3 separate regions of the Homo sapiens genome follow, and regions 2 and 3 are each linked to region 1. Evidence: chromatin loops called from intact Hi-C (ENCODE). Cell type or tissue: HCT116. All regions are shown on one strand.

Region 1 (8,000 bases):
AGGATGTTGAGCAGCAACCTTGGCTTCCACTCACTCAATGCCAGTAGCACCTCCCTGGTTGTGACAACCACAACTATCTCCAGACATGGCTGAGTGTTGTCGTCACATGAGATACCTGGCCTGAGTGAGCAGCTGCTTACCTTCTTGTGTTGTTTTCAAGTCTGGGGAAAGGAGAATTGACCCCCTTGTGGGGATCAAGGCAGATGGATAAGGGGCAAAGATGGGGGAAACCCATGGGCTAAACAAAGCATTCTAAGAAACTATTGTTAACTATTTTTAGGTGTCATGGTTATGTTTTGAAAGGTCTTGTTGGTTGTGTTTAATTCCTTCATTGCGATAAATGTACTGTGTCTGTGTAAGACATTTACAATGGGGGCAACTGGGTGTGGGATGTTGAGAACTCTGCTATCTTTACCACATTTCTATAAAACTAGAATTATTCTAAAATAAAATGTTTATGTATAGAAAAAGAAAGTGCTGACCTTCATGGAGGAATTTCAAACAGCATTGAATCATGAGAGATTGTTGATGAATTTATGCCACTCAAACTTCACACACTGTCCTTCCACCCCATGAAACACAAAGTGTGGAGTAGCTGTTTATAGAGCACAAAGTAACCCACTGTTAACTAAGTGCTGAGAAAGACCCAGGCAAGAAAGAAAGGCAGACATGTTGAAATGCCCCTTTGGAAATTCATGGGAAAAAGAATCACAAATATTTCCCTCTCTACATAGACATCGATGGTAGTGAGGATATAGATAGTTTAAAATATCTTACTGATAAGGATAGCAAAATACATAGAAAAAAATATGAGTTTATGAGCCTGTGATTTTTTTTTATTTCAATAGTTTTTGGGGAGCAGGTGGTGTTTGGTTACATGGATCACTTCTTTAGTGGTGATTTCTGAGATTTTGGTGCACCCATCACCCCAGCATGTACACTGTATCCAATGTATAATCTTTTATCCCTCACCTCCCCCCGACCATTTTCCTGGAGTCCCCAAAGTCCATTGTATCATTCTTATGTCTTTGCATCCTTGTAGATTAGCTCCCACTTATAAGTGAGAACTCATATATAGAGTTGCCAAATGAAATTCAGGATGCCCAGTTAAATTTGAATTTCAGATAAACAACATTTTTTTTTTGGTATAAGTATATTCCTAATATTATGTGCTTGGTTCCTGTCAGCTTCAACACTCCTTTCTCCCTCTTCTGTTAGAATCAATTCACATCAGTTCATTTGCTTAACAAATATTTATTGAAAGCTGCTCTGCGTGCTGTGTTCAGGGTGCTGGGAAGAAGAGTAAACAAAACTAGCAGTTTCCTGCCCTCCTGGCGGAGGCGAGTAAAACAAGCAAATACACGCTCCATGGAATTTCAGGAATGGAAAGAGCATCAAAGAAAATGCAAACACAGAAACAAGAATGACAGGATGGTGGAAACGAAGTGAGGAACGCATAATTCATTTGCGGAGATGTCTGTGAGACGGTGACATTTCAGCAGAAACCAGAACCATGTAAAGTGTAAATCACATGGAGCTCTGGGCAAGTGTGTCCATCTGGTCAGAGGGAATAGCAAGTAAGTCCTAAATCTAATAAAATTCGAAATATTTAAAAGACATTGCCAGTTTTTAGAAGTGGTCTCTTTTGGCCCCCACCTGGCAGTCATTTTTTCATTGTCCATTTTCTGCAACAAATCAGCAGGGAACACAAGGGAACTGGGTAGCAGGCCTTTTCTGCTGCAGCAGGAGATATTTGGGGCAAAGCCCTGCTTGTTCTCATGGGAGAATTTTTTTGTGAAAGCCCCCACTGGATGATAAGAGCCAATATTCTCTGAAGCAGGTTTTATCACCCAGTGGGCTCCCCCATGCAAAACTCAGGTCAGGCAGCTGTGGGATGTGCTACCCTTTAAACAATGGAGAGTCTAGCAGTCAGGCTGCTACACAGTTCAACTCAATTAGTTAGATATGATATTAGCTTTAACATACACAGCTTCTATGAGGCATGTTTCCCCATAAAATACAGAATAAAGAGGCATAGAGTAACAGTGACTTTCTTTTCTTTTTCTTTTTGATGTTCAAAACATTATCCCATTGCTTTGTTAAAAATAGATATAAATGCAAACAAAAATGAACAATAAATATCATTTTGTATCTGTCAAATGAGAAAAATGTTTTAAAATCTTAATATCTAACACTGGTAAGGATGTGCTGATGCAGGCACTGGTGAGAGTAGAATTCTTTTTTCTTATTTACTCTTTTAAATTGAAAAATAAAAATTGTATATATTTATGTTGTACAACATGATGTTCTGAAATATGTATACATTGTGGAAATTCTAAATGAAATTAACTAACATATACATCACCTCACATACTTATCATTTGTTTGCGGTGAGAACACTTAAAATCTACTCTGTTAGCAATTTTCAAGTATATAATGCATTGCTATTAACTATAGTCAACAACCTTATTTTCTTAATCAAAAGTGCTCCACATCCCCTGGCTTCTGGGCCTTTGTGGTTGGCTGTGTACTAATGGTGGCTCACTCCCAGCTTCTGCACTGGATTTTTTCTCTGCCTATTTCAGGTCAGTGCTTTGGAAAGTCTTCCGTCTCTCCTGCAATCTCCACTTTTCCCTCTCTACTGCTAATAGCATAAAAGCATGCTATCACTTTTCTCATCTTTGAAAATGCTCCCTTTGAGCTCATATCATCCTCCAGCTGTTGCATCATTTCTAGGCTTCCCTTCTGTCAAAATTCCTTGAAAACACTATTATACTTGCTGTGTCCAGTATCACTCTTCATCTCTGTAATCTTGTCTGATCAGGCTTCTGGCCTCCCGCTCCATGAAATCACTCTTTATAAGGTTACCATGAGCTCCACACTGCTTAGGTCAAGGGTCAGTCCTTGTCCTCAGCTGTTGATGATAGATCACTTTCTGCTCTTCAGAGCAGCTGGCTTCTGGATACTTTATTCCTGAGTCTTCTCCTACTTCACTCAACACTCTTTCTTGGCTTTCATTGCTGGTGTCTCTTTCCCTTGACTTCTAAACATTGAATGTTCCAGGGTTGAGCTGTCATTCTATCTCTACATGGATTCTGATGTCTTCCAAATTTTGTATTTCCAACCCAGACCTCTTCTCTGAATGCCAGTCTCCCATAGGCAACTACCTATTCTTTAGGTCATCAGCACCACCCATGTCATCTGCCCCCAAACTCTTTTCTCTGTCACCATCACCTTGGTCCAAATCACCATAGTTTCTCATCTAGTTAATTTCAGTAGCTTACTAACTGGTCTCTCTGTCTCTACCTTTGTCCCTGTAAAGTCTGTTGTGGAAAGAGCAATCAGAATGATTCTTCTTTTTTTTTTTTTTTTTTTTTTTTTGAGATGGAGTCTCTTGCTCTGTCGCCCAGGCTGGAGTGCAGTGGCGCGATCTCGGCTCACTGCAAGCTCTGCCTCGCGGGTTCACGCCATTCTCCTGCCTCAGCCTCCCGCAGAGTGATTCTTCTTATGCATCCAGAAAATGTCCTGCCTATGCTTAAAATGCCAACTTTTCTCCATCTCATTCAGAGTGAAAGTCCAAGCCTGAGGCTGCCAAGGCCTTCCACCCTCCGGCCTCTTGTTCCTCCCCACTCCCCAACCCCTGGCTCACTTGTCTCAGTCACACTGGTTTCCTTGCTGTTTCTCACCAGTCAGCTCTTGCAGCTGACATCCCCTCCCTGCTTGGATTTGTCTTTCTTCAGATTGAAGTGACTCTCATCTCCCTAAGCTGTCTGCTTAGATGTCATCCACATGTGAAGCCTCCTTGGCCACTCCACTTAAAATGGTCTCCGCATGTATCTCAGTGTGCTATATCCCTTTTCCGGGCTTTATTCCCTCCTAACACTCCCAAGCCTGCCACACTCCAATGTGTATATAGGATGCGTGGATTTGTCTCTCCTTCATGTCCCAATCCTGTAACAAGTAAACTTCCTGAGGTCAAGGATTTTTGTTTTCTTCACAACAATATCCTTAGCACTCAGAAGGATACCCTGCATATCTTTATTGAATGGGAAGAAGAAATTAGGTTTTATCTTGTTATGTGGTAAGCCAAAGGCGCAAAATAATTAGAGTCAGGAATTAATCTGGTTGTCTTTAAAGAATGGCTTTTCAGGAGTCAATTGCTTTTCCTGTTTATGCTAATGGTTTATGAAGATTCTATTATAAATCATACTGCGAACATCATTCTAGAAATAATGATAATTTAAGTAAATGGATATAATAAAGAATGCTAATAGAGGCATAGTTTTCATTTGAAGTAATGATTATAATTATTGAAATTCCATTTGTACATTTTCATGTGTTGAAACAAATTAAATAGAAAATTTATAACAACGTAACTTTTATATAATAATGTGTTACATGCATAATGAAGTATTTAACTTTATCATCATTGCAAGTATTTTTCAGGAAGATTCTTCTAGTAAAAGTAAATTGAAATCTTGAGAGCTGTAGAAGCCAGAGAAATAATAGATGGGCTAATATTGCCCTCTGGTGGAAATATTGAGACATGACAGATTGGATCATTTATTAAAGACCATGCCTTTAGCCCAGAGAAAGCCCAGGAATTGAAAGTTTCCACTCTATTATGTGATCTTACAGTGTTGTGTTAAATTTTTTAATTTAATATTTAAAACCTGAATTATATTAGATAGAAGGCTTGAATAAGCAATGTACAAAAAATACATGATCAATCAACTTCTGGAAAAAGTGTTCAAATTTCATTAGCAATACAAAAATACAAAGTAAGAAAAGACTGATGTACTGTTTCATCTCTCAAATCAGCAGAAAGTTTGAAAACAAAGGGATAGTGTGAGCAAAAGGGCGTTCATATGGTTTGTAGGGACATAAAATGCTACTGCGTTCTCAATCTGGGGTTGTTTTGGTCGGAAGGCTCCGAAGATGCATAAAAATTTGAACATATTTGCCCTTTCCTGAGAAGAGATGCAAAATCCATCAGATTCTCAAAGGGATTCATTCTCTCAAATGTTAAGAACAAATGTTTAAATTATTTGGGAGAATAATTTGGCAAAATGTGCAAGAAAGTTATGCGTATGTGTATTCCAATATTGTTTTGAATGCTTAATCACTATAAACCACCTAAATATTCAACAGTGGGACATTTGAAATAAATCACACTCCAGTTCTATGATAGAGTCAATGTAGTTATTAACAATCGTGCTGTAGAATTAATGATGCCGAAATGTTCTTTATACATGATGAGGTAGAAAAAGCAGTTTGCCATTTAGTACATGTGATATGATCCTGAGTTTATTGAAACATAAACATATGACGTGCATGAGAAAATATTTGGGAGTATCCATGAAAAATCCCAATGCCAGTTTGGGTAACTAAATGCAATGTGCTTGTCTTTATTTTTAGATAAATTTACAATGAATATATTACTTTTGTAATAAAAAGCATGATAAATATAATATAAAAAGGAATGATTAATTTTCTATCTATTAGAAGATTTGACACAGGAGATTGTTAACTTTTAATTAATCAACTGAACTGAATAGGTACAATTTGAAAAAGCATTTTAGAGGACTGGAACAATAATTACGTAATACTCCACATTGTTACTCTCTGCAGAAAGACCTTCTTAATATTTAAAAGCAGTTTAAAAAATCTGTAAATTTCCAAGCAAATAGAAAAATCTGTGCTATTCTGGACTTTTACAAGACACTAGAGCCTTTGTGAGTCTTTTCTAGAGCAAGACAGAGTGAAATAAAATAGAATAAATTAAAATGAAATAATTTAAAAAATTAGAGCATTAGCAAAGGTAACTAGGCCACTTTAAATATACAAATAAACTCTTACAATTTTTTTTGTTATTTTTAGAAAAAAGTTTACACTTCCTTCACCTTTTAGGAGTGAAAGGAGCAAAGGAAGTAAGAAAGGCTTGGGCCGGATGTGGTGGCTCATGCCTGTAATCTCAGCACTTTGGGATGCCGAGTCGGTGGATCACCTGAGGTCAGGAGTTCGAGACCAGCCTGGCCAACATGGTGAAACCCTCGTCACTACTAAAAATACAAAAAATTAGCTGGGCATGGTGGTGGACACCTGTAATCCCAGCTACTAGGGAGGCTGAGGCAGGAGAATTGCTTGAACTCTGGAGGCAGAGGCTGCAGTGAGCCCAGATCATGCCACTGCACTCCAGCCTGGGCAACAACAGGAAAACTCCATCTCAAAAAGAAAAAAAAAAAGAAAAAAAGAAGAAGAGGAGGTGAGGGGAGGGAAGGGGAGAGGAGGAGAGGGGAGGGGAGGGGAGGGGAGGGGAAGGGAAGGGAGGGAAGCTTGGTAGAGGAGCAATGATTCCTGAACTGGCTTTTTTTTTTTTTCTTTTTAAACTACAGGTGACCAAACAGAACTTCTCCAGTACAAGTCTGTCTGTCATTCCATTTGACATTGTATTGTAGGCATAAGCCCTGCCTTCCAGTTCCTTGGCAGTGGTGAAGCAGTATGGAGCTGGGGCAGGGAGGTGGCACATTATAGGACTGTGAGAACACTGCTCCTTTATACATAAAATTCCTACACAATGGATCACTTGAGGTCAAGAGTTTGAGACCAGCCTGGCCAACATGGTGAGACCCTGTCTCTACTAAAAATACAAAAATTAGCCCAGCTTGGTGGCAGGCGCCTGTAATCCCATCTATTTGGGAGGCGAGGAATGAGAATTGCTTGAAGCCAGGAGGCGGAGGTTGCAGTGAGCCAAGACCATGCTACTGCACTCCAGCCTGGGTGGCTGGGTGAGACTGTGTCTCAAAACAAAAACAAAAAACAAAAAACAAAACAAACAAAACAAACAAAAAATTCCTACCCGAGAAGACTCATGACTCTGGAACACAGTGAGTGCAGCTGTTATGGTAAGTGAAACAGCTAATGATCTGGCAGAACCTTCAAGATACAAGGTAAAGAGAAAAAAGCCAGGCGCAGGGTAGTCCACTTGCTGTCTTTTGTGTGAATCTATCTGTGTTTTTAAATGCAGAGACTAAAGGAATTGGCGGTAGGTAGGCATCGCCTCCAGGGAGTGGAATTGGATTACTGGGAGGCACAGAGAGAGGTGTACTTTCTTTTCACTGCAAACCTTTTGTGCATCCAGCCTTCTGCCTTAAAAAAAAAAAAATCTGCATATGGATCATTCTTCAAACAACAGAAAAAGGAAACCAAATAAAAAAAAATCTACCCAAAGAAAATTTTTTCGTAATAAAAATTGTTCCAAGCCTCAGAGCTGGCTCCCATGTTTTGAGCAACATCAGCTATTCATGTATTCAGCTGAAGCTCATCCTTAGGTTTTTGATCAAGCTGTGCCATGTTTTTCATTTCCTTTGATAGGGTTTCTCAGTTCCCGTCTTGTCAGTGAAGTGGTTTTTAGTTGAACTGTTATTTGCAATAGATGAAAGTAAACAGTGCAAGACATTAATTGTGGTGTTTCTACTTTAAAAACAATCAGATAAAATTCTAGAACAAGATTTGCTGTTCGGTAGGAAGATCAGATTCTTTTCCCTATACACTTAATGCTACGTATTCATGCTCCAGTGCAGACTGCTGGCAAGGTAAAGAGGCTGACAACCAGAGTTGTAATTAGGTCCTGCTTGTTTCCTTTAGAGTTTACAGTCCAGAAAGTTCATGGAAATAATGAGAGTCTTATAGCATTTTGTTATGCATTGAAATGTATTCTCATATGTTAAAGTCCTAATCCCCAGTACTTTAGAATGTGACCTGATTTGGAAATAAGGTCATTACAGATGTAAGTAAAGATGAGGTCACACTGGAGTAAGGTGGGCTATAATCCAATATGAGCATGTCCTTGTAGAAAGGGAAAATATTTACACAGCCACATACACAGGGAGAACTCCATGTGAAGATGAAGGCAGAGACCAGAGTGATGGTTCTACCAGACAAGGAATGCTGAAGATTGGCAGCAAACTACCACATGCTAGGAGAGGGTAATGACACAG
Region 2 (8,000 bases), 330 kb before region 1:
TAAAAGTTGGTATGTCTTCCAATGGAATCCTATATGATAGCTAAATGAATTGGATTTGTATACAGAACATCAATTTAACTCTCAGAAATAAAACGTTGAGTATAAACAAGTTACATAATGATATATGTATAAATTATCATTTATAAAAATTCTAAAACTACACACAAGAAGTGATGAACCTTTAGAAGCAACTACGTATAAATAATGATTTTTTTCTAATGGGACTACAGGAAAACATACCACACCTATCAGCAGGAAGAATGAAAGGAACATGTGGTTAAAGGGGGAAAAAAACACTGGTCATAAATACTGTACTGTAATTAACAGCTGCTAATTCAGGGCGATGGAAATATAGGTGTTCTCTAATATTTACAGTTTTCTTTGTATATTAAGTTTATTAAAACAAACAGGAAAAAAGCATAATAAAAATGCTTTGGATATCAGAGCCAATCCACCCTAAATCTTGACTGCAACAATGACTAGTTGTATGACCTTAGGCATGTTAGTTACCTTCTCAAAAGTTTCATTTTTCTTTTTTTTTTTTTTTTTTTTTGAGATGGAGTCTCGCTCTGTCGCCCAGGCTGGAGTGCAGTGGTGCAATCTCGGCTCACTGCGCCTCCCGGGTTCACACCATTCTCCTGCCTCAGCCGCCTGAGTAGCTGGGACTACAGGTGCTCCACCACGCCCGGCTAATTTTTTGTATTTTTAGTAGACATGGGGTTTCACCATGTTAGCCAGGATGGTCTCGATCTCCTGACCTTGTGATCCACCCGCCTCGGCCTCCCAAAGTGCTGGGATTACAGACGTGAGCCACCGCACCAGGCCAAAAGTTTCATTTTTCAGCTATAAATCAGGCATCACAAAACTAATTATTGTGAGGTTTAATGGAAAGAACTTGGATTAACCAGTCAGCACAGGGCCTGGTCCAGGACCAAGAGCACTTAATGGTTTCTGAATATTCCCAACATAAAGAAATGATAAATTTTTGAGGTTATAGATATCCTGAATTTCTGATTTGACCATTACACATTTATGCATGTATCAAAATATCACATGTACTTTATAAATATGTACACTTATCAATCAATAAAAATATTTTTAAAACGATACTCAGGCATGTAGATAAATAAGGGCTCAATTGAAGTGGCCTCTGTGTTCATAGCATGTGTGTATCATAGAAATCAAACTGGCCAGAGATCTCGGATTGGCTCATTTCCTGATAGTGAGAGCACAGGGCAGCTGGCCTGCCTCCTTAGGACAGCTGAGCAGTGGGCTACAAGGACCCCGACACTGTTCTAAATCCCATGTCCCAGGGGAGGGACGGAGAGAAGAATCAACAATATTGACGAATAGAAAACAATATGAAAAGCCCCAACAGGGAAGTACACTATTATTTTATTACTGACTTCTTAAATGCCACACATCACTGTCAAGAAAGAAATTATAACTTAAAAATAATTTCCATTTTCTAAAAGATAAACTTGTGGCCAGGCACTGTGGTTCACACCTATAATCCCAGGACTTTAGGAGGCTAAGGCGGGAGGATCGCTGGAGGCCAGGAGTTCAAGACCAACCTGAGGGAACAGTGAGACCCCATAGATAAAAAAAAAAAATTTTAAGATAAACTTGTGCTTATATTAACTACATATGAATTTGCCAACTATAAGCAATTTCCATTAAGCAAACAGTATCTTATCTATCCCACCAACTTAGTGCAATGCTGGGTGAACAGCAAGCCACCAGTAATTACTTGTTGATTTAGGGGTTGATCTGCAGCAGCTGAAAAAACATCTCAAATACTAGAAAAGCTCAGAAAACCTCCAAAGATAAAAAAGGTTATCAGTTTCCAGTGTTGTAAGTGGTAGAGACAAACTCAAACAAGACTCCAGATCTCACATTCTTGGCTGCTAGATCCCAGGGAGTGTGCTGCCTGCTCACTATGCTTCCTATGCTAAGGAGCTCTTCTGACCAGAGCTGCTTTGAGTTTTAATTTCTTGCAACCATTGAACTTTGATATAAACAGTATGGCAGCATCACAGCCTTATCATTTTCACAAGGAAGACTCAAAATTCCTACCCTTAAAACCTGAAATACAAATTTTTAACAAGAACAGTAACTAATTGTTCATGCAGATATACACCTTTTTATTTAACACCAAAAACATACTGGACGTCACTAGAAAATAAATGGAGGTATCAGTGTTTAAATGCAAAGATTCCAGGAAAACAGACAAACAGAGATACTACAATGGCACAATTATTTAAGCCAAAATAACCTGAAACTCTTTCCTGGGGTGCAAAAATGTTGGCTATTTCCTGCAAAAAGAAATCAAATGTAATTATTTAAAAAGTAATTATTCTAATTTCAAATGTAATATATGTTCATTAGAGAAAATTTAGGGAATGCCAGAAGAGCACAGAGACAATAAAAGCTTAAAAATAACAATATTAACATTAAAAAAAAATTTAGAGATGTGTCTTGCTATGTTTCCCAGGCTGGACAGCAGTGGCCATTCACAGGCACAATTATTTTGCACTGCAGACTCAAACTCCTGGCCTCAAGTGATCCACCCCAGTAGCCAGGACCACAGGCATTTGCCACAATGCCGGGCAACAACGTTCACATTTTTTATGAAGATCTGTCAAGTCTTCTGGCTCCATGGGTTTATATAAGCCCCTCTTTCATCTGCTACAACTACTCCCTCCCAATCCTATTTCAACCACAATGGCTTCCGTTCTTTTTTATTCTTTTAATCTTTTAATTAAAAAATATATAAATATATAGAGATGGGGGTCTTGCTATGTTACCCAAGCTGGTCTCGAACTCCTGGACTCAAGCAATCCTCCCACCGCAGCCTCCCAAAGTGCTGGCATTATAGATGTGGGCCACCAAACCCGGCCTGACTCCCATTCTTATCCCTGAATATGTCAACTATTTTCCTCTCTTGCAGAGCCTGCACTTACTCTGCCCCTCCAACCAAAAAGCTGGTTGTTGGAAAGGCTGGCTCCTTCTCATGCCTCACATCTCAGCACAGTGTCACTTAGGAGAGTCCTTCCCTGACCCCTTATCTCAAGTAGTTCCCCCAGCACTTATTTTCTATCACATCCCTCATTATTCCCTTCCATAAAGTATATGAATGTGCTTTGGTTAAGGAATAGGCTAAGGCGAATATCTGGGCCAAAGTGACTTAGCAAGTTTAGGGCACAGGTGCATACTTCACTTGTTAGATAACCTGTCTTTGTAAGTTTATACTTGGCTTTGAGTTGCTATTGTTTGTAAAAGGTATAACTGCCCTGCTGATGCTGCCCATGGGGTTTGGGTTGGCTTGACATGGCTTGGAGGTGCACTAATGCCCAGAGAGAGTAATGCTACTGACCCCTGTAAGGAAGAGTGGATTGCCTTGAAGGCGGGAAGTGGGGACTTATGCCCAGAGGGAAAAAATTAAGCTGCTAACCCTGGTAGTATAGGCCAGGGAGTGCAGCTGCAAGGCTGGGGGCAGCAGGAGCAGGCTCATAAGAGGAGCCACAAAGCTGAAGCAAACAGCCAAGATAAAGAAACTGTGAGAAACAGTTAGTGTGAGGAAGCTGCTGATTAAAAAGCTGCTGAATAAAACTACATTTCACCTGCCTAAAGCCCCCCGAGTGTTCTTTCAGCAATTCGCCCATCCACCCACTCCCCTCGGACCTCAACTGGGACTCAAACCTAACACCTTGTTGGACCTCAGCTGGGACTTAAACCTAACACCTTCTCAGCATTTAACCCTGTCTAGACTTTTAAAAATCTATTTCTATTTGTTTATTGTCTATTCCCTTCAAAAGAATATAAGATTGGAGAGAGGGAAAACCTGACCCCACTTATTCACTGCTATATGTCCAGTGTCTAACACATAGTAGGCTCTCTGTAATATTTGCATACTTTGCAAATGATTTGGTAATGTACTTTTATCCACTTAGTAAATATTCCTAAGAATAAGCTGAATCCAAAAGTAACCTGAATTTGTTGATTATGTTTTTCTTCAGCTGTCTTCTAATAACAAAACCTTATTGTAATAGGCTATGCTGATTCTGATCATGTGCATTTTAAAAGGTCCAAAAAAACAAGAAACAAATTTCAGTTAAATTTTAGGTCCAAGCACGCTAGAGTCAGGATCATCCATATGCTAACTATTATAGATAATTACCAAACTACTGTCAGTTTTGCAACATTCTAACTTTTCTTCTACATAAAATACTGCAAAGGGAGTGGAAATCTTAATTGCCTAAAAAAAGGTCCTGTGCATATTAAGTTTAATTCAAATCATCATTACACCAATCATGTATATTCCTTATAAAGGGAAAATAACTATCAATTCACATCTTTGAGGGAAATTCCCCCACTACCCTTTCAAACTAAACACATTAACTCATAAAGCAATATAAAACTCTACCATTCAATTAGACTTGTCAATTAAACATCTAATTATTTTCACAACTCACTGCTGCTTTGTGTTTGAGGCCCTCCCCTGATTATATTAGAAATAAACACAACCAGTGCCATCTGACCACTACTTTTTCTTCCCCTCTTCTTTAACCCAGTGGTTCTCACTTTGCGGCACATTATAATCTCCTGGAGAACTTGAAAAATACTGGAAGCCAAGCGGGATCCCAGGCCAACTAAATCAGAGTTTCAGAGGGTGGCAGGGCTCAGGTGGCAGTAATTTTAGTATACGTGCTGCCAAAGCGAGCACCAGGTGGCAGTATTTTTAAAGCTCCCAGGTGATTTGAATGTGATGCCTAGACCCTCACCACTCAAAGTGCATGGGCACCACCTAGGAGTGTATTAGGAATACAAAGCCCCAGGCCCCACCCTAGACCTAGTGAATCAGAAACATTTTTAACAGGTGGCTTGTGGACATACTGAAGTTTGAGAAGCAATGAAATCCACTTGAGCAAATTACTCAACCTTTTTAAGCTTCAGTTACCTTATCTGTAAAATGGGAGCAATAATACCTTCTTTGCGGGTTTATTGCCAGAGCTACATGAAATAATACGCGCTAAACATCTAGGATGGGGCTGGCACACAGTAAGGGCTAAGTAGATGGTATTGCTGTTATTATTAGAGTCCACACTATATGCTTCCTCTACATATATTATTTGTCTACATTTCCTTTACAAACCTTGCTCCTAACTCCCAAATGTGTCTTACATGGCATGACATGCTCTGTAATACAATTAAACATGCAAATAAATCTTAGTGGATCCACCTTCTCCTTCCAAATCAGTAAGTCTTCTCCTAGAGTCCAAGGTTTCTGTTTTCCTAGAATCTCCCAGTGCCTGATGTTCTGCTATCCTGCAAATACGAGCCCCAAAGAACTACTGGTAGAGGTCCACAAAGCCAAACGCACATTTCTGGGTTCCGCCTCTGCACATGTGCTCCCCTCTCCTGGGATCCTTCTTTCTGCCCCATGGTCTTTCTACAACTGAACATCATTTTTTCTGGGAACCACTCACACTGTCAAAAGTCTCACCATAGGCACTTGTAGCAGCTGGAGGAGAGCTGCAAAATACAAGAAATTTTTCCAGCTGTAGTGCGTGTGATATTCAAGTGGTGTCAGGCTACTTTGAGGATTGTGCATATTTGATATGGTTTACATTTTTCTCCTTACTTTGGAGCATACAGCTGGACATATAATAGGAAGTGAAATTTTATTTACTGAATGAATGAATAGCAATTGGTATATCTGCTTAATTTGATAACACTTAAAAATGAAATATGCTTTACTCTGTCAGGGTAAATAGGCTCACATTAAAAAGAACCTGCTTTCTACTCTATCCAATTTCTTCATACTCCCCTCTCTCCAAAATTTTAGCAATAGTCCTTGCTTGGTCCTGGCACTGTAGTAAGTATGTTTTATATTTCCATTCGTTTGATGACTGCCGCAATCTTATGAAGTAGGCACCAATATTATAACATTTATCTTTCAGTTAACCAGCTTGAAATTTGGACACCTGTTCAGGAGTCAGGGTGTCAGAGCCTGCAAAGCAGCACTAAAAACTCAGGTATATTCACCACCCCAAGTGGAGTCTGTAGCCACTGCACTACAAAAGCTTCCCTCCTGCCTTGTTTTATCCTATTGGCCTGGTATCTTCATACTTTCACAGTGCAGCACCTCTGTTCTTCTTCAGAGGTGAAGAGTTGTCAGAGCTCAACGAGAAACTTTTGGCCGGGCATGGTGGCTCATGCCTGTAATCCCAGCACTTTGGGAGGCCAAGGCTGGCAGACTGCTTGAGGTCAGGAGTTCAAGAGCAGCCTGGCAACATGGTGAAACCTCATCTCTACTAAAAACACAAAAATTAGCCAGGCATACTGGTGCATGCCTGTAATGCCAGCTATTCGAGTGGCTAAACCAGGAACTTTAAAGAAAGGGAAGTTTAGTCCAATTTCCATGCAAATCATGCTCACCCAGTTTTCAACAAGTCCTCTCCAACAAGTTCACTTTTTGGCAATGGAGAAATTCCTGAAGGGACTAATGTTAATGCATCTGTATTCCAAATAACCCTGAATAAGTTGCTGAGACTCTGTAAACATTAGTGAACACTTATGACACAAACACAATGACCATCAGGAGCTAGAAGAGATTCACTGAGAATGCTCTGTTTGACTATCCTAAGCCCCATTTTCAATAGGGTTCTTCAATAGAAGATCAAGGTAACTCGCAGGTAACACCTAAGAATCAAGCTTCTCTGTAAAGAGAGCTGGACACTTAAAGTCCTTCTGAACAAAATGGGAAAATGTGAGTAATAATAGTAGCTAGATGGCTTAAAAATTGGCTGATCCATCATAGCCAGTGTATTTTTCATGCAGTCATTTGTTCAAGAAACATTTCTTGGGCTTGTGCTGGACTCTGGGAATAGTGTTCCACAAAAGTGCCAGAGACTTGTCCTCCTGCTGATGTTCTAAGGTTGACTGGAGCATCTTTGTCAAACTGGGGAAAAAAATCACAGGCCTATCTTTAGCCTTTTCTCATTTCATATTTCTAATTAAAGAACGTGGGCTTATTCAATTTTGTAGGCAGGAAAAAAAATGACAAATTCATTAAAAGATGTAATTACAATCCAAAAGGTTTTAACAGGTGAGAAAAAGCTAAAGACAGCAAGATGAAATTTGATGGGAACACATTTATTGTCCTATGTCAGAGTTCGAAAAACCAGCTGCACAAGGGCAGGATGGGGGGCCATTTTAACAGCAGCCTAAACAGACCTTACAGTTTAGCTGAGTATGAGTCCAATATGATAAAAGGTGGTGAAGTAAAGGAATAACTGGGCAGTCAGGAAACAAGGATTCTAGTTCTGGCAGGGAGGCCAAGTCATTGAATTTGAGGAGTTATTTCTCAACAGAATTTTAGGACATTGGGCTAGGATACCTCTCAGGCACCATCTGGCCCTACCAGCAGAGGGATGATGTTCATTCTTGCACACTGTGTCCCCAGCACCTAGCATAGTGCCTGGCACATAGGAAGCACTCCCAAGTACTTGTGAATGAATGGCAGTGCTAACAGAAACTCTACAAGTGAATACTAGATTGTGTCCCCCTTCTCTAACACACACACACACACACACACCCCTAATACACTCCTAGGTTCAAGAAACTGGAAAAGCATCTGGGCAAAGGGGGTCATAATTCCATAGCCCCATATGAGTTCCATTTTGAAAGGGTCACTAACAAGTTAGAAGAGGGTAACTCATTTGGTGAAGGGTTTATCATCTCCCATAAGGATTGCATGACATGTGGCTGAAGGATCTGGGGATGTTCTGTTCTGGAGACAAGAAAAGCTTAGAAGTGCCATGGTAGATACTTTCAAATTATTTTGAATAATAAAATATGTAAGTATCACTCCAGAAGGCAAATGAGAAACCAAAGATAGTGTTATTCTAACAAACGTCGAAGGTCCCTTCTAACTACAAGGTTCCACAACTTTGTTATTGATGTTTAAAATGTAGTTCATAGAAAAGGTTTCATTT
Region 3 (8,000 bases), 150 kb before region 1:
GAAAAAAAAAAAGAGCCTCATCTTTTTCTTTTCTTTTCTTTTGAGGCTTTGTTGAGAGTTTCTGGGATACATACCCAGTGTGGTAGGCAGCCTCTAAAACGGCTCCCATTGATTTCTGCCTCCTGATATTCATGCTTTTTTTTAATGCCCTTCCTTTTAATATGGACTAGGTCTAGTGATTTTTTTCTAACAAAGAGAATATGTCAAATGTAACGCGATGTCACTTCTAAAATTGGTTTACAGAGAGACTGTGACTTCTGTCTTGCTCGCCATTTCTCATTCTCTCTTTTTGGAGCTCTTGCTCTGGAGGAAGTGAGCTGCCATGTTATAAACTGCCCTATGAAGAGGTCCATGTGACAAGGAACTGATGTCCCTGGCCAACAGCCAGTGAGGCCCTAAGGCCTGCAACACTCTGTGAGTGAGCCTGGAAATGAATCTTCTGAGCCTACCAACAACCACACTGATCCTTAAAATGGCTATAGCTCCAGGTCCTTGATTGCAGTCTTTCAAAAGACTGTGATTCAGGGCATTCAGGAAAGTCATGTTTGAATTTTTGACCCACGGAAACTTTGAGATAATAAGTGTTGTTTTATTATTTATTTTTAAGCCACCAAATCGGGGAGTAATTTGTTACACAGAAATAGAAAGTACATCCAGGAATGTGACTGTTGGGTTGTAGGATGCATATGTAGGGGGAAAATAACTCCCATACGTTTGTAATCGGAAAAGATCCCCGTTACAAAAGACAGATTAACAAGAGAAAAACAAGTTTATTAACGTGTATTTCATATGTACAAGGGAGATATCAATGATTAGTTCTCAAAGAAGTAGCTTTGAATTCTAGCTTTTATTTTATTTTCAACAAAGAAGAGTAAATTTTTAGAGAAGTGACAGCACAAAGGAAAAGGACTTGGAGTCTCTACAAGCAGCAACTTGTGGGGAAGGCAAACAAATGGCAGATAAAGGTTAGTAAAGCTTGTGAAAATAAATTTCCTCTGGTATCATTTCAAGGCTGATGAGGGTCTAAAGCTGTCTTCAGTGGTTAACCTCTGTTGTCTGTGGTAAAGAAGGGGTGGCAGGATACCTTTTTTCTTATAAATCTACGTTCTGCTTTCAGGCAGGTGGAGGGAGGGCAGAGAGCTCTCCTGCATCTGCTCCTTCTTCTTTTTTTTTTTTCTGGAGCCAGAATCTCATCTGTCACCCAGGCTGGAGTGCAGTGGCACCATCTCGGCTCACTGCAACTTCTGCTTCCCGGGTTCAAGTGATTCTCATGCCTCAGCCTCCCAAGTAGCTGGAATTACAGGCGCCCGCCACCACACCCGGCTAATTTTTGTGTATTTAGTAGAGATGGGGTTTCACCATGTTGGCCAGGCTGGTCTCAAACTCCTGACCTAAAGTGATCCACCTGCCTCGGCCTCCCAAAGTGCTGGAATTACAGGCTTGAGCCACTGTGCCCGGCCCATCTGCTGCTTCTTAATAATCTTTGGCTCAACAATCTTTTATTTAGGGGAAGCATATTCTGGTCTCTCACAGATAGCTAACTATAAGGACTGTCAAATTTCTTTCCTACCAGCAGTACATGAAGGTTTCTGTTTCCTCATAGTTTCACTAACACTTGATAATATCCGGCTTTTTCCCCCTAATTTTTGATAGGTATAAAGTGATATTCTAATTATATTTATTTGATTACATGCTGAGTATCCTTTCATATTACTCAATGGTTATTTAGTTTCCATCCTGGTCAGTATTTCTTCATACTCTTTGATTTTCCTTTCATGTTGATTTGAAGAAATTTCTTATATAATAGCCTTTGTTGGTTTTAGACATGGAAAATATATTGTTTGTTAAGTTTGTGTACGATGTCATTTGCTAAGCAAATATTTAACTTTGATGTAGTTATAGCCATAAATTTCTTCCTTTTTTTTTCTTTTTTTGAGGCAGGTTCTCATTGTCACCTAGGCTGGAGTGTAGTGGCACCATCACAGGTCACTGTAGCCTTGACCTCCTGGGCTCAGTGATCCTCCTGCCTCAGCCTTTTGAGTAGCTGGGATAACAGGTGTGTGCCAGCATGCCTGGTGAATTTTATTTTTATTTTTTGTGGAGACGGGGTCCCACCATGTTGCCCAGGCTAGTCTTGAACTCTTGGGCTCAAGCCATCCTCCTGCCTCGGCCTCCCAAAGTGGGATTACAGGCGTGAGCCACCATGCCCGGCCCATAAATTCTTTTTCTTTAAGGTTTGTGCTTCCCTGAGTCTTGTTTAGGAAGGACCACGGATGCCATAATTTAGATTTTTTTAAATAAGTAAAGGCCTTTGCTTTAAAAACTGTTGAATGAAGTGCCTTTAAAAATATGAACGAGGGTCGGGCGCATTGGCTCATGCCTGTAATCCCAACACTTTGGGAGGTTGAGGTGGGCAGATCATGAAGTCAGGAGATTGAGACCATCCTGGCCAACATGGAGAAACCTCGTCTCTACTAAAAATACAAAAAATTAGACGGGCATGGTGGCACGTGCCTGTAGTCCCAGCTACTTGGGAGGCTGAGGCAGGAGAATCCCTTGAACCCAGTAGGCGGAGGTTGCAGTGAGCCAAAATCACGCCACTGCACTCCAGCCTGGGCAACAGAGCAAGACTCCATCTCAGAAAAAACAAAAAAAATATGATCGAACACTGATGATCTTTTATTGCTCATCTCATCGGAATTTTCTTTGCATTACCACTATCAAGTACTTATTTTACAAATACTGTGGTAACTGTTAACCTATTCACAAATCTGGATAAAGATGAGATATGGCCTTTTAGTAAGTGACCCAAGTCAGGTTGACTGGAGAATCTAGTAAGAGTGAATTGAAATATTGATCCCCAAATTTCAGAAACTGTAAGATAAATATGTTGCAAAATAATAAAAATGTGTTTTCCTAATTTTTTTCCCCTCAGTGAAGGGGGAAAAACTTCTAATTCTTTTAAACAATAATTTTAGGTTCAATTAAAATGGCCACCAGGTGGCACCAATGCCTGATAAGTACTTCTGAAAATCAGAAGCATTATTCTCATACTTAAAATCTGTTAAAATTGACATTATAATTAAGGAGATAATTCTGGTCCCCTCCTAATTAGTCTTCAAGAAACTCTTTTTAGGCTCCAAGTTAGATGAAGTGTCTTGTCTCTGTGATCCTATGGCTAACAGTACTCACCAATTACTCTGTAATTGTTTACCTGAGTCTGTTTCTACTCGAGGTAGAGATCAGGACATTTTCAGCCTCACTAGGCCCCGAATAACGTGGCTTTTATTTATTTTTCTGGTAAACATTTGGTTATGAGTTAAAGCCAGGTTTGGGAGAAGTAAAATCTAAAATGTAGACTTTCCAATTTAAATAGGTCTTTCAATACTTATAAAATCTACAGGCTTGGGAAAATAGTGAAAATAAACATTTCGTTGTTTAAATTTTATATTTTGAATTGATAATGAAAAAAATAGTCAAAATTCTCTTCCTCATTCACTGGTCTGATCCACAAGTTCCCTTTCATTTTGGGAAATGGGCCTACAAGACACTTATGGCCCTTGAAAAATAAGTTTTATGAATGAGTATGTCCAAGGACTACAAGGCTGACTTCAAAGCAACAGTCTGGACTCCAAGTACGAAACTTAAAAAAAATCATTTATTCTAAATGGCACTAATGAGACTCAGGCTGCGTCTGTATCTGAGTATACTAGAAAGTCTCTATCAGCTGCTTCCCTTTTATCTTCTTAGAGATGACATCTTTTCTGTATGGTTGGTGCATTGAGAGACTCAGCCAAGTATCAGGCTTTCCATCCATGGGACACATGTCTCCGGAACCTTCCAGCTGTTCACTTGTGACCAATACTCAGAATGCCTTTACTATTGAATACACTTTTAAAAATGATCAATACCAACATTCCCCAAAGTGTGATTAGTGAAGCGATAGTCCTTCAAGAAACTACCTGTACTTGGGGAAAAAAAGTATCCTATCCTTGTTTCTGTCTTTGCAGCTTGTATTATCATATTGAAGACTCTGAAGCCCTTCAGCAGTGGTTCTCAATGGAGTGGTACCGCCCCCTAGGGGACATTTTGTAAATTTGTGGGAGTGTTTTTGTTGTCACAATAATTGGTCAGAAGCCATGGATACATGCTAGGTAACATTCGGCGCATCTAACAATGCTATAGAAGCAAGAATTGTCCTTCAACCCCTGGGACTTTCATTTGTCCTGACAATCATGTAGCTAAAAATATGTATCTAATTAAGCCTACTACTAATTGTGTTTAACATGTCAATACAAAGTTATTAGGATTTTATAGTAGACACTTGAATGTCTTAGGAATACATTATAGGAATGACAATATAAATCAAGGAGTACTTAGGAATGACAACATAAATCAAGGAAAGATTGTATCAAAAATAATTTTTTAAAAAGACATGGTCTTGAGGCCTGCAGGGGAAAATGGTGAATAGGCAGGACTAACTTGTAGCTCCCACTTGGACTGACAGAACAGCATGTGGAGACCACATCGTGAACTTTTGCTCCAAGAACTGCTGCAAGAACATACCAGGAAAACAGAAAGAATTCACAGACCCTTTGAAATAAGCGGCTTGCCACTGCAAACTCCAAGAAACAGCCGAAAAACTGTGAGTGCCCAAAGTGTGAGAGGGTGAAAGTCCACCTCTGAACACACATCCTCACCGAGGAGCTTGAAAATCTGGATCACGGGAGAGGGATTTAACCTTACCTAGAGCTGAAATGAATTTAGAGAGTGGAGAGAAATATAAAAGTAGAAGAGGCAGCAGGAAAGGCCTGTAGGCACTTCTGGCATCCAAGGAAGCCCAGGGAACCTATTTTGACTTTATTTCACAGGGGTCTCTGGGGAGGGCTGCCAGTGGAATTGCGGAAAGACCACAGGAAGAAGGAAACTTCCAGCTGAACTTTGTAGTAATTTCGACCAAGTGTGAATTTTCCAGGGCAGAATCCAGGGTTGGGGGCAAACGGGAAGTGCAGACACAGGCACAGAAGCCACAGCAGGAGGGGTGAAGCCTGAAAGCCCTGCTTGCTTTCTCAGAGGAGAGGCTTGTAGCTTGGGGCCAGTTCCAAGCCCTGCTCACCAGCTGCCTGGTTATAAAGTCCGTGTTGGGGGAGCACACTGGGAGTGAGACTGGCCTTTCTGGCTACCTGGGAGCTGGGTGAAGCCTGTCACAGCTGGCTTTCCCTCACTGACTTGGAGACTTGTCTGATGCAGCAGAGACAGCCATAATCCCTTTGGCATGAGAAACACACCCATATCTCCCACAGCAGGTGCAGCAAGCCCCACCCAAGGAGAGTCTGAGCTCAGACACGCCTAAACTTGCCCCACCTGATGGTCTTTCTCCACCTGCCCTGGTAGCTGAAGACAAAAGACATAATCTCATGGGAGCTCTATGGCCCTGCCCACCACCTGAGAAACCTGAATACTTATCCAGGTGACCCTAGGGCAAGCTTGTATCCTCCCTATGCTACCACAGCTGATGCTGCTTTGAAAGTGCCACCTCCCGGCTGGAGGCCAACCAACACAGCAACTCATAAAATAACAACCCTTCCCCCAAGAAGGAAAAAACAGCTAACTCCACTGCCTGTGACATCTTGGCTAACCAGAGGTCCTAAGTCTGTCCATGTGACAACTTTACTGCCAGCACAACTAGCATTCATGAAAAGTCGCACACTAAACAAAACTACAACCAAGGCCCCACACAGAGTCCACCTTATTCCCCGGCTACCTCCACCAGAGCAGGTGCTGGTATCCACTGCTGAGAGACCTGAAGACAGATGACATCACAGGACTCTTTGCAGATACTTTCCAGTACCAGCCTGGAGCCTGGTAGCTCTGCTGGGTGGATAGACCCAGAAGAGAAATAACAATCACTGCAGTCCAGCTCTCAGGAACCCCCATCCTTAGGGAAAGGGGGAGAGCACCACATTAAGGGAGCACTCCACGGGACAAAAGGATCTGAAGAGCAGCCCTTGGGTCCCAGATATTTCTCTGATATAGTTTACCCAAATGAGAAGGAACCAACAAAACAATTCTGGTAATATGACAAAACAAGGTTCTTTAATACCCCAAAAGATCACACTAGCTCACCAGCAATGGATCCAAACCAAGAAGAAATCTTTCAATTGCCAGAAAAAGAATTCAGAAAGTCAATTAGTAAGCTACTCAAGGAGGTACCAGAGAAAGGTGAATAGGAGTTTAAAGAAATTTAAAAAATTTTACAGGATATGGATGGGAAAATCTCCAGAGAAATAGACATCACAAGTCAAAAACAATCACAGCTTCTGGAAATGAAAGACACACTTAGAGAAATGCAAAATACATTGGAAAGTCCAACAATAGAATTGAACAAGTTGAAGAAAGAACTTCAGAGCTTGACACAAGGATTTTGAATTAACCCAATCTGACAAAGAAAAAAGAGTTTAAAAAAATGAACAAAGCCTCCAAGAAGTCTGGGATTATGTTAAATGACCAAACCTAAGAATAATTGGTGTTCCTGAGGAAGAAGAGAAATCTAAAAGTTTGGAAAACATATTTGAAGGAATAATTGAGGAAAATTTCCCTGACCTTGCTAGAGATCTGTGGGAGTTAAGGCAGGCTGGTGGGAAAAATTTTCAGGATAGTTATAAGAAATAGACACAAACCTTCTATGGAACCTGAAGGGGTTTGCATAACTTCAGTAATAGATCTGGCTGAAGGCAGCCTAATCCTCTTACCTTAAGTAAATAGCTTAAAGTAGGTACAAAGGAATGTAAGGGAGTTTACCTAAATAACTTGTTTACTCATGTGGTCCTAAAATTAACTTTTGATCATTTGCGGGCAGGATGGCTCTCTTGGGGGGAGGGGACCAGGTTAGTTAACCTCTAGTGATGTTGACTCAAAGCCTTTGTCATTTAATATATGCTGAATAAATTCCAGCAGGGCCAGTTAATCAGGGTCTCGGCTGCTACAACTCTTTTGGTCAGTGGCCTCACCCCCTAAGCCCACTCTTTCACTGAATATCAGTGTCTGAGTACGTTATTCATCTGTTGTGCAGCTGGGGTCTGTGAGATGGACCCTGGCAGAGATCTGGACATCCAAATACAAGAAGCCGAAAGAACACTTGGGAAGTTCATCACAAAAAGATCATTACCTAGGCACATAGTCATCGGATTATCTAAAGTAAAAACGAAGGAAACAGTCATAAGAGCTGTGAGGCAAAAGCATCAGGTAACCTATAAAGGAAAACCTATCAGATTAACAGCAGATTTCTCAGCAGGAACCCTCCAAGCTAGAAGGGATTGTGTTCCTATCTTTAGCCTCCTTAAACAAAACAATTATCAGCCAAGAATTTTGTATCCAGCAAAACTAAGCCTCATAAATGAAGGAAAGATACAGTCCTTTTCAGGCAAAAAAATGCTGAGAGAATTTGCCACTACCAAGCCGGCACTACAAGAACTGTTAAAAGGAGCTCTACATCTCTACATCTTGAAACAAATCCTCAAAATACACCAAAATAGAATGTTCTTAGAGGATAATTGTCACATGACCTATAAAACAATAACACTATTACAAAAAAAAAGGTATTCGGGCAACCGCTAGCACCATGAATAGAATAGTACCTCATCTCAAGACTAATGCTGGATGGAAATTGCCTAAATGCTCCACTTTTTTTTGAGACAGAGTTTCGCTCTTGTTGCCCAGGCTGGAGTGCAATGGCACGATCTCAGCTCACTGCAACCTCCACCTCCCTGGCTCACGTGATTCTCCTGCCTCTGCCTCCCAAGTAGCTGGGATTACAGGCATGTACCACCACGCCTGGCTAATTTTGTATTTTTAGAAGAGACGGGGTTTCTCCATGTTAGGCTGGTCTCAAACTCCTGATGTCAGGTGATCTGCCCACCTCGGCCTCCCAAAGTGCTGGGATTACAGGCGTCAGCCACCGCACCTGGCCAAATGCTCCATTTAAAAGATATAGAATGGCA

What was found. Hi-C counts contacts between places; a loop is a spot of excess contacts. Peaks named below come from ENCODE experiments on the same cell type or tissue, not always from the same donor. Only the 100,000 strongest peaks of a DNase experiment are listed, where the experiment ranks them.
Region 2: it touches region 1 in a loop (5-fold over the local background); 26 of 110 quality-filtered maps call a loop at or near these places.
Region 3: it touches region 1 in a loop (7-fold over the local background); 96 of 110 quality-filtered maps call a loop at or near these places.

What each region holds. Positions count from the first base shown.
Region 1 is chr3:161,419,586-161,427,585 of GRCh38, forward strand. LINC02067 (long intergenic non-protein coding RNA 2067) reads left to right here and starts at 6,842. Exons shown (of 4, transcript NR_102265.2): 1 at 6,842-8,000. RefSeq lists an enhancer at 1,065-1,713. In HCT116, a CTCF peak has its summit at 4,523 (motif pointing left); a DNase peak (open chromatin) is centred at 4,536.
Region 2 is chr3:161,092,232-161,100,231 of GRCh38, forward strand. All of the region lies in intron 4 of B3GALNT1 (beta-1,3-N-acetylgalactosaminyltransferase 1 (Globoside blood group)), which reads right to left. Among named protein-coding and RNA genes, the nearest start is that of B3GALNT1, 9.1 kb to the right of the region's middle. In HCT116, CTCF peaks have their summits at 4,717 (motif pointing right) and 4,918; a DNase peak (open chromatin) is centred at 4,727.
Region 3 is chr3:161,270,812-161,278,811 of GRCh38, forward strand. All of the region lies in intron 1 of LOC105374187 (a long non-coding RNA gene), which reads left to right. Among named protein-coding and RNA genes, the nearest start is that of NMD3, 54 kb to the left of the region's middle. RefSeq lists an enhancer at 3,982-4,031. In HCT116, CTCF peaks have their summits at 3,000 (motif pointing right) and 4,079 (motif pointing left); DNase peaks (open chromatin) are centred at 3,000 and 4,090.